Linked DNA regions of Mus musculus: region 2 is linked to region 1. Evidence: chromatin loops called from intact Hi-C (ENCODE). Cell type or tissue: gastrocnemius. All regions are shown on one strand. Links, peaks and the distances in the headings refer to the core of each region. The heading gives the core; the rest is flanking DNA. Region 1 overlaps Gm33103 (a long non-coding RNA gene). Region 2 overlaps Lpl (lipoprotein lipase).

Region 1 (5,385 bases), core at 121-5,120:
CTCAGAGTTTGCACCCAAGGTCTGCTCAGGCACCAGCCCAGACAGACTGGAAGGAACCCAAGCCACTGGTCGGGCAGAGTTCCTGTGTGCCTGGGTTCCACTAATGTCCCAGTAACTCCCGGTGTTGGGAATAGATGCTCTCTATATATGAGAGGGAATCTCTCTGATGCTTTATCTCCCCTGCACAACCACAGCTAGCCTGTCTGACTCCACTCTTTCCAGATGTGTTTTCTTTCACTGGTAGGTCAGCAACACAAATATCTGACTTTGCTTCTCCTGATAGTCTTTCCTGGGCAACAGCTAATGTGCACATACTAAGATGTTAATAAAATACCTTGCAGTCTCCAAAGAAAATGGAGCAAAAGTCAAGTGGGTTGATAGCAAAGTGCTGACCAGATATTTTGCTAAGTGCGGCCATTTCACCTGAATTGCAAAAGGAGGTGGGTTTGTGTCTTCGCAGATCTTCTCTTACATGCTTCTGACACTTCCCAAGTGCCTACTCACTTCCTGGATGTTATTCTTTTATTAGAATAAAAACAAACAAACAAACAAACAAACACATATATTCCTAACATTGGTAGAGGAAGGGATATAAGCATAACTGCAAATAAATTAAGGTAAAAAGATAATAGGATGTATGACTAGGGAGGTTAGGAAGTGGGCAGCTTTAAACAGCATGTGTTACAACAAGTTTCACTGAGTTTCTGACTTTGAATAAAATAGAGGAGGAAAGGGAGACAGGTAAGTTGACTGACTACAGGAGAGCAGTAAGCAGAGGGAAGCATATTGGCTAAAGCATAGGACTGGGCAGGGAGTAGAACTCTTCTGGCAGGAATGAAGGTTTTCTCCGGAGATGCTTGTATCCTCCCCTTGAGTATCAGAGTTTTGAGATCATGGAACCCAAGAAATTGAAGTCTCCCTAGGAATCACATGCTGGGAGAAGGTAAAGATTGAACCCTGCTTCCAGCCAGAAGGAAATGTTGACCCTTGGAAAGAGATGTCACAAAGTTCTAACAACTTGTCAGACTACAAGCAGGAGAGACTGGAGCTGAGACAGTGGTGCGCAGAACCACAACTGGAGACTCAGTTTTGCATACATCTTGCCTTCTTTTTAAACCTAAACCTTCTATTATCAGGATCCTTGTATATATATATATATATATATATATATATATATATATATATATATATATATATTTTTTTTTTTTTTTGAGACAGGGTTTCTCTGTGTAGCCCTGGCTGTCCTGGAACTCACTCTGTAGACCAAGCTGGCATCGAACTCAGAAATCTGCCTGCCTCTGCCTCTCGAGTGCTGGGATTAAAGGCATGTGCCACCACCGCCCGGCTAGGATCCTTGTTTTTATCAGCCAAGTAAACCTCCTCTGTGTGAGCACAGCACATTTTATTTATCCATTCTTTGGTTGAGAGATATCCAGGTTGTGTGTGATGGATTTAAAAGGTATGCTGGACCACTTTGCCCCTCTTCCCAATGTGGCTGCATTGGATAAATACCCCTTTTCTGCTTCCCACTATTCTTTGTTTCTTTAAATTGACCTACTGAAAATGGATGCCTGAACCTGGCTTATTAGACTACCAGCACCCAGTCTCTGGCTCTAAGAATCCTAGTAATGGAATAAAGTGCTGCAGAAAGAGTGAGGGGCCACTGTGGCTAGACTAGACCTGAGAGAAGGAAGAGGGAGGAGGAGGTAAGTGAGGTGGGGAAAGAAGGTGCTTTTGTCGCTGTGGAGAACATGCAGGGCTTGGGATGCTGCCCCATCATAACAGCAGCATCACACATCACTTCTGACATGTGCAGGAATCAGTATTGCCCATGGTGTCCAATCATGCCCTGGACCTAATGCATCCTATCCTGTGAGACAGGGAATTTTACTCTTTACTATATTCTAAGGTATTTTACGTGGTTTTGAAGTGCAGAGCTGAGGCAGGCAAACTGTCTCAGCTGGTAAAGGCATTTGTAGCTCCATCCTGACAACCTGAGTATTATCCCTGAAGCCCGTATAAAGGTGGAAAGAGAGAACTGACTCCCACACATGCATTGTGGCATATTCATGCCCATGCAAACACATATCATCCAGTAATAAAAAAAAGTAAATAATGAATAAAACAAAGAAACTACTAAAAGAGAAAAATGCTAACCTTATTCTTAGCAATTACCTCATGTCTCAGTGTATTTTATTTTATTATCACTAAACATCACAGACTGGGTAACTTATAAAAGACACAGGTTTGTTTAACTGACAGTTATGGAGGCTGGGAAATATAAGAGTACTGTGGGCTGGTATTCTAATGTGGAGGAAGGAATTAGGCAGTGCTAATACAGGACTTCTACTGTAATATGGAACTCACTCTTTTTTAACAGGTACCCTATAGATGGGAGATGGATGATATAGTTTCAGAAACATGAGCTAAAAGGAAGACAAGTTTGAACCAGCACATCTTCCATCCTTTTGTACAAGATTCTATCATTTAACAATTTTATTTTACTATCTAAAGGAGTATTGGTTATACACATCTCAGCTCAACTGGGCATCATTTATACAGTGTGTTGTGTGAATAGTTCCTCCTGGCATTCAGCAAGGTCAAGGTACTTTCATTATTACCATTTTCCTTATTTGTTTCTAGCTCCTCTTTTGACCTGTGACCTCAATGGCAAAATTCCATCTTCCAGTTTTGACTTTTGGCATCCCCTACATAAAATATAACTTGCCTGGGAGTCATGTTACTGTCCATGATGCCTCCAGGGTCACACTCTGTGTAGCTTCAAGGAAGTCGGTTCATAGACTCAGGCAGTGAACACTGGTCTTTGATTCTTATGCTTATACCAAATCCTCCAAAACTGTGGGCTGCAAAGTATTTCTGTATGATGTCTTTTAGGGTCTTCAGTAGTGTTTCAACAGATCACTGATCGTGGGGCAGTATGATAAATAGAGTCTTCGGGATGGTTGTCTATTAAACAACAGATCTGCTAAACTAATAAACTCAGTTATAGATAAAGCACATTTCCTCTTACATAATCTTTCCTTGTGCTAGTCAGACTATAGTAGGGAGGAAAACAGCTGCTTTCTCAGGGAGCATTGTGTCCCCTGTACTTACTGCAAATTACGGAAGGGTGACCACAATCATGGGCTTTCCCAGGCACTACCTCCCAGCTCCTGAGTTTTCTAACGCTAGTGAAGAAATTGACTTGCTAGCAAGGTGAGAGCAAGCAGGCAAAGAGCAGAAAGCTTACTCCTTCTATGTCCTTAGACATAGGCTTTCATGTCCTTATGTAGGCTTTCAGTAGAATGTGTTGCACAGATTAAAGGTGTGTCCTCCTTCCTCAAGATCCAGATTAAAGGCAGGTATCTTCCTGCCTCCTAAGTCCAGACTAGAAATGGATCTACCCACTTCAAACCAAGGAAAAAAATCTCTCACTGGTGTGCTCTTCATTTCTAGATTGTAGTGAGGTTGACAATCAAGAATAGCTATAACAGTCACCAACAATTTTGCTGGTCTCAGCAACTGCTAACAGATTTGTTCATTTTATTTCATTTGTAACTTACTTATTTTTTATTTTGTATGTAGTTCTACCAGCTCTCAAGAGTGTATTGACTACTTGAATCCATTATTATGTATTGTTCATTATGTTAGATCTCTAATTATCTAATTATCAGTGGAAACTCTGGAAGGCACCCAGAAATGTGCTTTGCTAATCACTGAGGCATTTATCAACCCAATCAAACAGATGATCTTCCTTTTGAGTTATGGGGCCACTGAAAAACCATGGACCAAATAAAGAACTTCTTCATAAATAGAGGTTTGTCACCAATAGAATACCACAGACCAGACAAATGTTTAATATATACTGTTAATGTATACATTAAATTATACATTAATGTATAATGTTAATGTAATGAAGAACACTTGAATGGGAACCAGAGGGTAAAAGTTCTAAACTCTGACAAGACAGAAAAAAAATCACTTTAGTAGGTTTGCATTGTCTCAATATAATGTACAGACATTTTAGCTTATTCCTAAGATCCTGGCAACATGATAGCCTAACGCTGGCAATTTCATCGGAGTCTTAGGACTACTCAGTATCAATTTTAGACAACGACTCAGCACAGCATATTGCTTGTACTTCCATACTTGCTCAAGGTGCTGGTTAATTTCCCATTGTTTTTTGCAACCATTTGGGATTGTTGGAAATTTCTAATTCATCACATCTTGATTATGAAGTATACTAATCTCTAGTTTACTATTTTAATCACATTTTGAAACTAACCCTAATTATTCAGGTTCATCAAGTCTTCAAACTGTAAACAAATGAATGTTCATGATTAAAACCATCCCTTCGTAGCTGGACAGTTTCAGGAGTTCAGAGGGATTAGAGCTATTGAAGTCTAAGTTTCTCAGACTATGAGGTCTCCAAGGTTACTTGGCCTAAAATGGTTTGTATTTTTAGAAACTGGCATGGAATCCTTGTTGGGAAACATGTGAGAAGCTTCCTGCCGCAGTATTTGGCTGGACTCAAGAGTCTGGTGTCTGTTTTGTGTTTGGTGACAAGGTGAACAAGTGTGTGGGAATATAGGGTCTGACTCACTCTTGCTCATTTTGGATTCAGAACCAAAACAATACTCTCTTAAGGGCTTTCTTTTTTGGGGGGAGGGGGATGAACTTTTTTTTTTATTAATTAGGTATTTTCTTCATTTAGATTTCCAATGCTACCCCATAAGTCCCCCAAACCCTCTTCCCCCCCTCCCCCCTCCCACTCCCACTTCTTGGCCCTGGCATTCCCCTGTACTGAGGCATATAAAGTTTGCAAGACCAATGGGCCTCTCTTTCCACTGATGGCCGACTAGGCCATTTTCTGCTACATATGCAGCTAGAGACACGAGCTCCAGGGGGTACTGGTTAGTTCATATTGTTGTTCCACCTATAGGGTTGCAGACCCCTTTAGCTCCTTGGGTACTTTCTCTAGCTCCTCCATTGGGGACCCTGTGATCCATCCAATAGCTGACTGTGAGCCTTCACTTATGTTGTTTGCTAGGCCCCGGCATAACCTCGCAAGAGACAGCTATATCAGGGTCCTTTCAGCAACATCTTGCTAGTGTGTGCAATGGTGTCAGCGTTTGGGGGCTGATTATGGGATGGATCCCCGGGATGGCAGTCTTTAGATGGTCCATCCTTTCGTCTCAGCTCCAATCTTTGTCTCTGTAACTCCTTCCATGGGTGTTTTGTTCCCAATTCTAAGAAGGAGCAAAGTGTCCACATCTTAAGAGCTTTCTAAAACAGGTTTGGGAACTTGAGGGTTTCAGTATTAGAAGATATATGATTCTTGGACTAATTCTGAAAGACCCTTTCTTTTTTTCTTTTTTTTCTTTT
Region 2 (5,385 bases), core at 386-5,385, 70 kb after region 1:
CCCCTCTGTTCCTCCAGAAGTGAACAACATGGCCATCTAGAACCACAAACCAGTATCAACTGCATTTCTCTTCTTAATGAGAGAGAGAGAGAGAGAGAGAGAGAGAGAGAGAGAGAGAGAGAGAGAGAGAGAGAGAGAGAGTTTAGGACTGTGTGTTGCTGTCTGTGAGTTCAAGTGCACTCCTGCTGCTGTATGCATATGTGGGTCAGAAGACAACTGGGTGCTGGTTCTTACCTTCATCCTTCAGGCTGGCTGGCATGAGAGTCTCTATGTATTCCACTTACCACATGCTTTAAGAATGCTGGATTGGGTATCCACACAGGTCTTTTTGCATGCACCAGAGGCACTTTATTGAGCCACCACCCCAACCTCTCATTTAGCGCTTCTAGCAGCCTTCAAGCTGCCAGTTATTCGCATGTCTGTGTCCTAAAACCAACGTGAGTGTGTAAACCTGTTCTGACCACATCTTTATTTTCTTGCCCATCTCTTTGCTTATTTTTGCTTGTTCCAAAAAGCAAAAGTTATACCTGGGGGGGAGTTGTGTTTCATGCTTGAGTGGCTCTTTCTATACATAACCTTTATTCGTAAGCCTGTGGGGCTTCCCACTCAGCTTTACTGTAACCTAATCTCTGATAAGAAGACTGAGGATATCAAATGGAGAACTTTTTTCCCCCCATTGGAACTCTGCTGTGGGAAAGCATGTACAATGCCAAGTTCAAGTATTCCTGATTGGAATGAAATAGTATAAGACAGCCACATGAAGTTTGTAGAGTGGCAATGAGGACAACCAGACAGTTACTTCATTTCTAACATCCAGCCTGCAGGTCCAGTGCTGGTGGGATAAATAGGCAGCTTAAGGATTCCCTGAAGTGTGGGTCAGGAGTAACTTATTGGTTATAACCCTGAACTCCAAAAAGATCTAATGAGCAAAATAAAATTTCTTGTCTAGAACATTAGTGAATTAGTAGTTTCTAAGTAGTGTCTTAAGAGTTCAGTAGAGATTTTATAAGACCACATTCAAATTAGTTTAAGGCAAGAAGGAATCAAAATAATTCCATAAGACTGGTGGTGTAGCTCTGTGATAAAGAATGGGAAAGTCTGCACATGGTGATACTTACTTGCAATCTCAATTCAAAGGAAAGAGAGATGAGGACCATGGATTTGAGGACCAACAGACTGGCCTACTCCAAAACAAAAATAAAAGATCTGAAATAAAAAAGGAGCACTGTAGAAGGGCAGATATTTTTCTAGCATCATATACAAGACCTCAAGTTTGATCAACCACACCAAGTGGGGAGAAGGAAGAAAAAGAAAAATAACAGACAGCCAACAACATTTTTAAAGTGTGTGGGAGAAGGTATAGCTATGGAATCAAACAATAAAGACTTATGGATCCTAGGAAGATGTCTGGACTAGAGATTGGTGCAGGACTCAGGGTTCTCCATCAGGTTTGGCAAGGGGGCACAAGCTATGGTTTATATGGATGCACAGTGGCTATCCTGTGGAGTTATGTGCAAACATGTGCATCTCAAAAGAAACTCATCTTCAGTGCAGTGAGCTTGAAGGTAACCTCTTTCTGCTGCTCCCTTTCCTGTGCCATATCCTCCAGGCTTCTAGGGAGAGAGTTCAATTCTCTTCCTCTAGAATGTCCCAATTGCTGAGTCATCTAGGCCTAGTGACAGCTTATTTATCACACACAGTGTAATGACTGGAGAGGCATTCAGTAAGCTTGGCTAGGACTTGGGACACAATGCCAGCTGGCTTTTTCTGTCTCTTCAGCTAGACCTTTGTATATTCCAGGAAGGTTCCACCTTACCTCTTTAGTCCCTGTGCTGAAGGACACTTGACTACAGGTCCTCAAAGCTAGAAAAAGCAGACCACCCAACAACTTGCAGTTATGCTACTGGAAGTGCAGGGGGAAGTGGGCCAACTAATAGTCATGAAATTCACAAACCACAAGAATTTCATGAGAGTTTGTGTGCTGAACCAATTTTCTGGATGGCAATGTTATATAACTCAGTTGGCTATTCTTAGCTGCAGATCTCATTTGGTTGAAGAATGTCTGCATAAACAATCCTATCCTGTGGAAAAGTGTAGTATTAATAGGTAAAAACAGCAATATATGGGCAATCTGTTGTGTACCAATTCCCTTTGAAACAGGACATTTCATCCTGGAGGAATGCTAGGTAGGACTTGGGACACTCTAAAGAAAGACTTCTTCAGATTCAGGAAGTACCTTATAGCTATCAAGACTACCCTGAACCTTAGTGGAGTTGCAAGGCCCCTTGCTCCCCACTGTTGATATATGTAGCAAGGACTGAGGAGGAAACAGACTCTCCCACCTGGTGAGCTGTCAGCAAGTCACTCAGAGAGTCCCAGGGCTGCAGCTTTGATGAGTTGTCACGTGCATTAGAGTGTTCTTTCAGTTATGAAGCTTGTGTAAGTAAGCCCTCACTCATATTTCTGTAAGTAACGACACTAAACTCAGTCATAGCACTAATTTGTTCTGTTGTCAGTTCCTATCTGGAGTAAGCACACATTTATCCGTTGTTCTGTGTATGTGCATTAGTCTCTAACACAACATGGTAGCTTTACATTTATCCGTTGTTCTGTGTATGTGCATTAGTCTCTAACACAACATGGTAGCTTTGGCTATTGTCTACTCTGACCCCTTGAGACTATTCTACTTTACTCTGTAATAAATTCTATGTTCTATATTAACAAGAAAAGAAAGAAAGGGAAAGAAAGTATTGGAAATTAAACCCACCCTGCAGATAATTCAGTACAGGAGTAACTAACCTTCCTTGGTTCTTTCAAAACCTGGACTTATAAATGTTTTACTTACACGGAGTAAATTAGTAAGATAAAGCAAACTATGTATCTTTCATTTATGCCCTTGGAGCTTGACTAGATGTAAGGGAGCTAGCTCAAATTACTCATATGCTCAGAGTTCCAGTTTTGGGCTCTGAATGGTCTTAGCTGCAGTTGGTATCGCATGGTCCTCTCTAGAGTTTTATTAACGTGAATTCCTCCAGGTGAGTGCCCCAAGACAGAGTCAGCATGAAAGAGGGACCCCAGTGGAAGGTGAAGTCTACAATAACCTGAGTTTTTAGAACAATATGCTATAACTTATTCAGCATGCTCTTGGTCACATATATCTATGAGGGAGAGACTACACATATTCGGGTATTGACACCAAGGGTCAGCAGTCATTGGAGCAACTGTGGAAACTGATTTCTGCTCTGGTCCTGGTCCCGTTGTTCTGTGTATGTGCATATATGCTTAGTCTCCAGATGCGGTGTCCCATCTAGAGTATTGTGAGAAAAAAAAAAAAAGATGGGAGATGTAATAAACTTGTTGGTACCCAAAGTGTAGCAGTAGCTTATTGGGAAGTCTGGACATATGCACTGTCACAGAGCAGAGGAGCTGAGATTACATTGATCCATTTGATTTCCTTAGCTGGTCAGGCAGACATCTAATGGGAAACTTATTTTACTTCTATGTTTTAGTGGTTATTCAGTCAAAATTTGTTGTCTGAATCTGGCCTAAGAATAAATCTAATTTCTTCTTTAGAAAGGGCTAAATGATACAAAATGATGACTTAGTATCATGATAAAATGTTCTCAGTTTTATTGAAAGCAGATACCATTTCTTCACACAGGTGAGTTTTCTTCTTTCAAAAGCCTATTTCATTGTACTGTTTCATCAGAGTTAAGTTGGCTCAGTGAGACAGACAATCATGGATGGAGACGGACACAAAGTTAGCACCACAAATCTATACTGCAGATAACCACAACAGACTTTCCAGTGTTTACAAGCATTCTTACATACCCACACATTATTTACAGCTAATAAATAAATTGAAAGCTAAAGCATCATTGACATATGTATGCATGGATGTGTATATACTGTAATGAATTAGCAATAATGGGGATGCCGGTGACAAATTATACATATTTTTATTGTTAGAATTGACTCCAAACTTGATGAAATCGGTCACCTTTGTCCTATATTACATAGGCACAACCAGCTTTCTCCTAGCAAGGGCTAACATTCCAGCATATCTGGAACTACTTCTCTAACATATTCCAGTATATCCCTTGACTCTTTCCTTTCTGAATCACATTGAATGACGACTACACTTGTGGGGCTTTGCATGTGGGTTGGTGTTCAGATACCCACAAATTTCACAGTTTCTGCTCCCAGCTATAGCCTCTGAGATAGATCTTCTTTATCATTTTACATTAATGAATAATAAAAGCAATCTGAAAATGTGAGATCTCGTTCATAAATAATTCTTCATTATTGATTTTTGTTGTTGTTGTTGTTAAGGTAAAACAAAACAGCGGCAACAATCCTGGTACTTTCTATAGCTATTACAGTTGAGGGCTCTTCTCTTTGCACAGCAGTTTACAAGCATCCATATGCACATTTTCTAGTAATTTCAACTTTTATGTGATAAAAAAAAATGGTCCTGCTCTAAAACTTGTACTTTGCACAGTGCAGAATTTGAACTTGATCACATCTAAACTAGAAATTAATGTGATGTGTTAGAAGTGTGACAGAGGCATGGCGGAGATGAGTCTCAAATGAAATACAAAGTATTGGATATTGGGCATTTCAAATTGATGAAAACAAGTAAGAAAAATCTGATAATAAAATTACAGTTCTCAAGCTCCCAGGACACAGGAAGCTAAGGCAGGATGGTTGAGAGTTCAAGGCCAGCCTGAAATACATAGTTTAGTTCGAGGCCAGACTTGGTTACAGCATGGGACAATTGTGACTTTTTTCAAGAAAGCAAAAAAGAGAAGAAGTAAAATCAACCTAGGCATTTTTGTCTTTCAGCAAAATTTATGTGTCACCTCAATTACAAGCTCATTTTCTTTCTTTCTTTCTTTCTTTCTTTCTTTCTTTCTTTCTTTCTTTCTTTCTTTCTTTCTTTCTTTCTTTCTTTCTTTCTTTCTTTCTTTCTTTCTTTCTTTCTTTCTTTCCTTCCTTCCTTCCTTCCTTCCTTCCTTCCTTCCTTCCTTCCTTCCTTCCTTCCTTCCTTCCTTCCTTCTCCCTCCCTCCCTCCCTCCCTCCCTCCCTCCCTCCCTCCCTCCCTCCCTCCCTCCCTCCCTCCCTCCCTCTTCTTCTTCTCCTTCTTCTTCTTTTTTTTTTCCCAAGACAGGGTTTCTCTGTGTAGCTCTGGACGTCCTGGAACTCACTCTGTAAACCAGGCTGGCCTTGAACTCAGAAATCCTCCTGCCTCTGCCTGCCAAGTGCTGGGATTAAAGGTGAGTGCCACCATTGCCCAGCTTACAAGCTCCAGAGAACAATGTTAAAATATCTGACAAATATTTAAAAGATAGAAGGATTAAGTCATAAAAATTCAAGTCTATTAAG

The links. Hi-C counts contacts between places; a loop is a spot of excess contacts. Peaks named below come from ENCODE experiments on the same cell type or tissue, not always from the same donor. Only the 100,000 strongest peaks of a DNase experiment are listed, where the experiment ranks them.
Region 2: a loop joins it to region 1, with 2.3 times the contacts of the local background. A loop is called at or near these places in 5 of 42 quality-filtered maps.

The regions. Positions count from the first base shown.
Region 1 is chr8:68,975,087-68,980,471 of GRCm38, reverse strand. The region is part of intron 2 of Gm33103 (a long non-coding RNA gene); the gene reads left to right. Among named protein-coding and RNA genes, the nearest start is that of Gm33052, 16 kb to the left of the region's middle. In gastrocnemius, for the core only: no CTCF peak of the experiment used is centred there; no DNase peak of the experiment used is centred there; H3K27ac peaks cover 2,794 bases.
Region 2 is chr8:68,905,155-68,910,539 of GRCm38, reverse strand. It overlaps Lpl (lipoprotein lipase), which reads right to left. Exons shown (of 10, transcript NM_008509.2): 10 at 3,608-5,385. Among named protein-coding and RNA genes, the nearest start is that of Lpl, 27 kb to the right of the region's middle. In gastrocnemius, for the core only: no CTCF peak of the experiment used is centred there; no DNase peak of the experiment used is centred there; H3K27ac peaks cover 3,137 bases.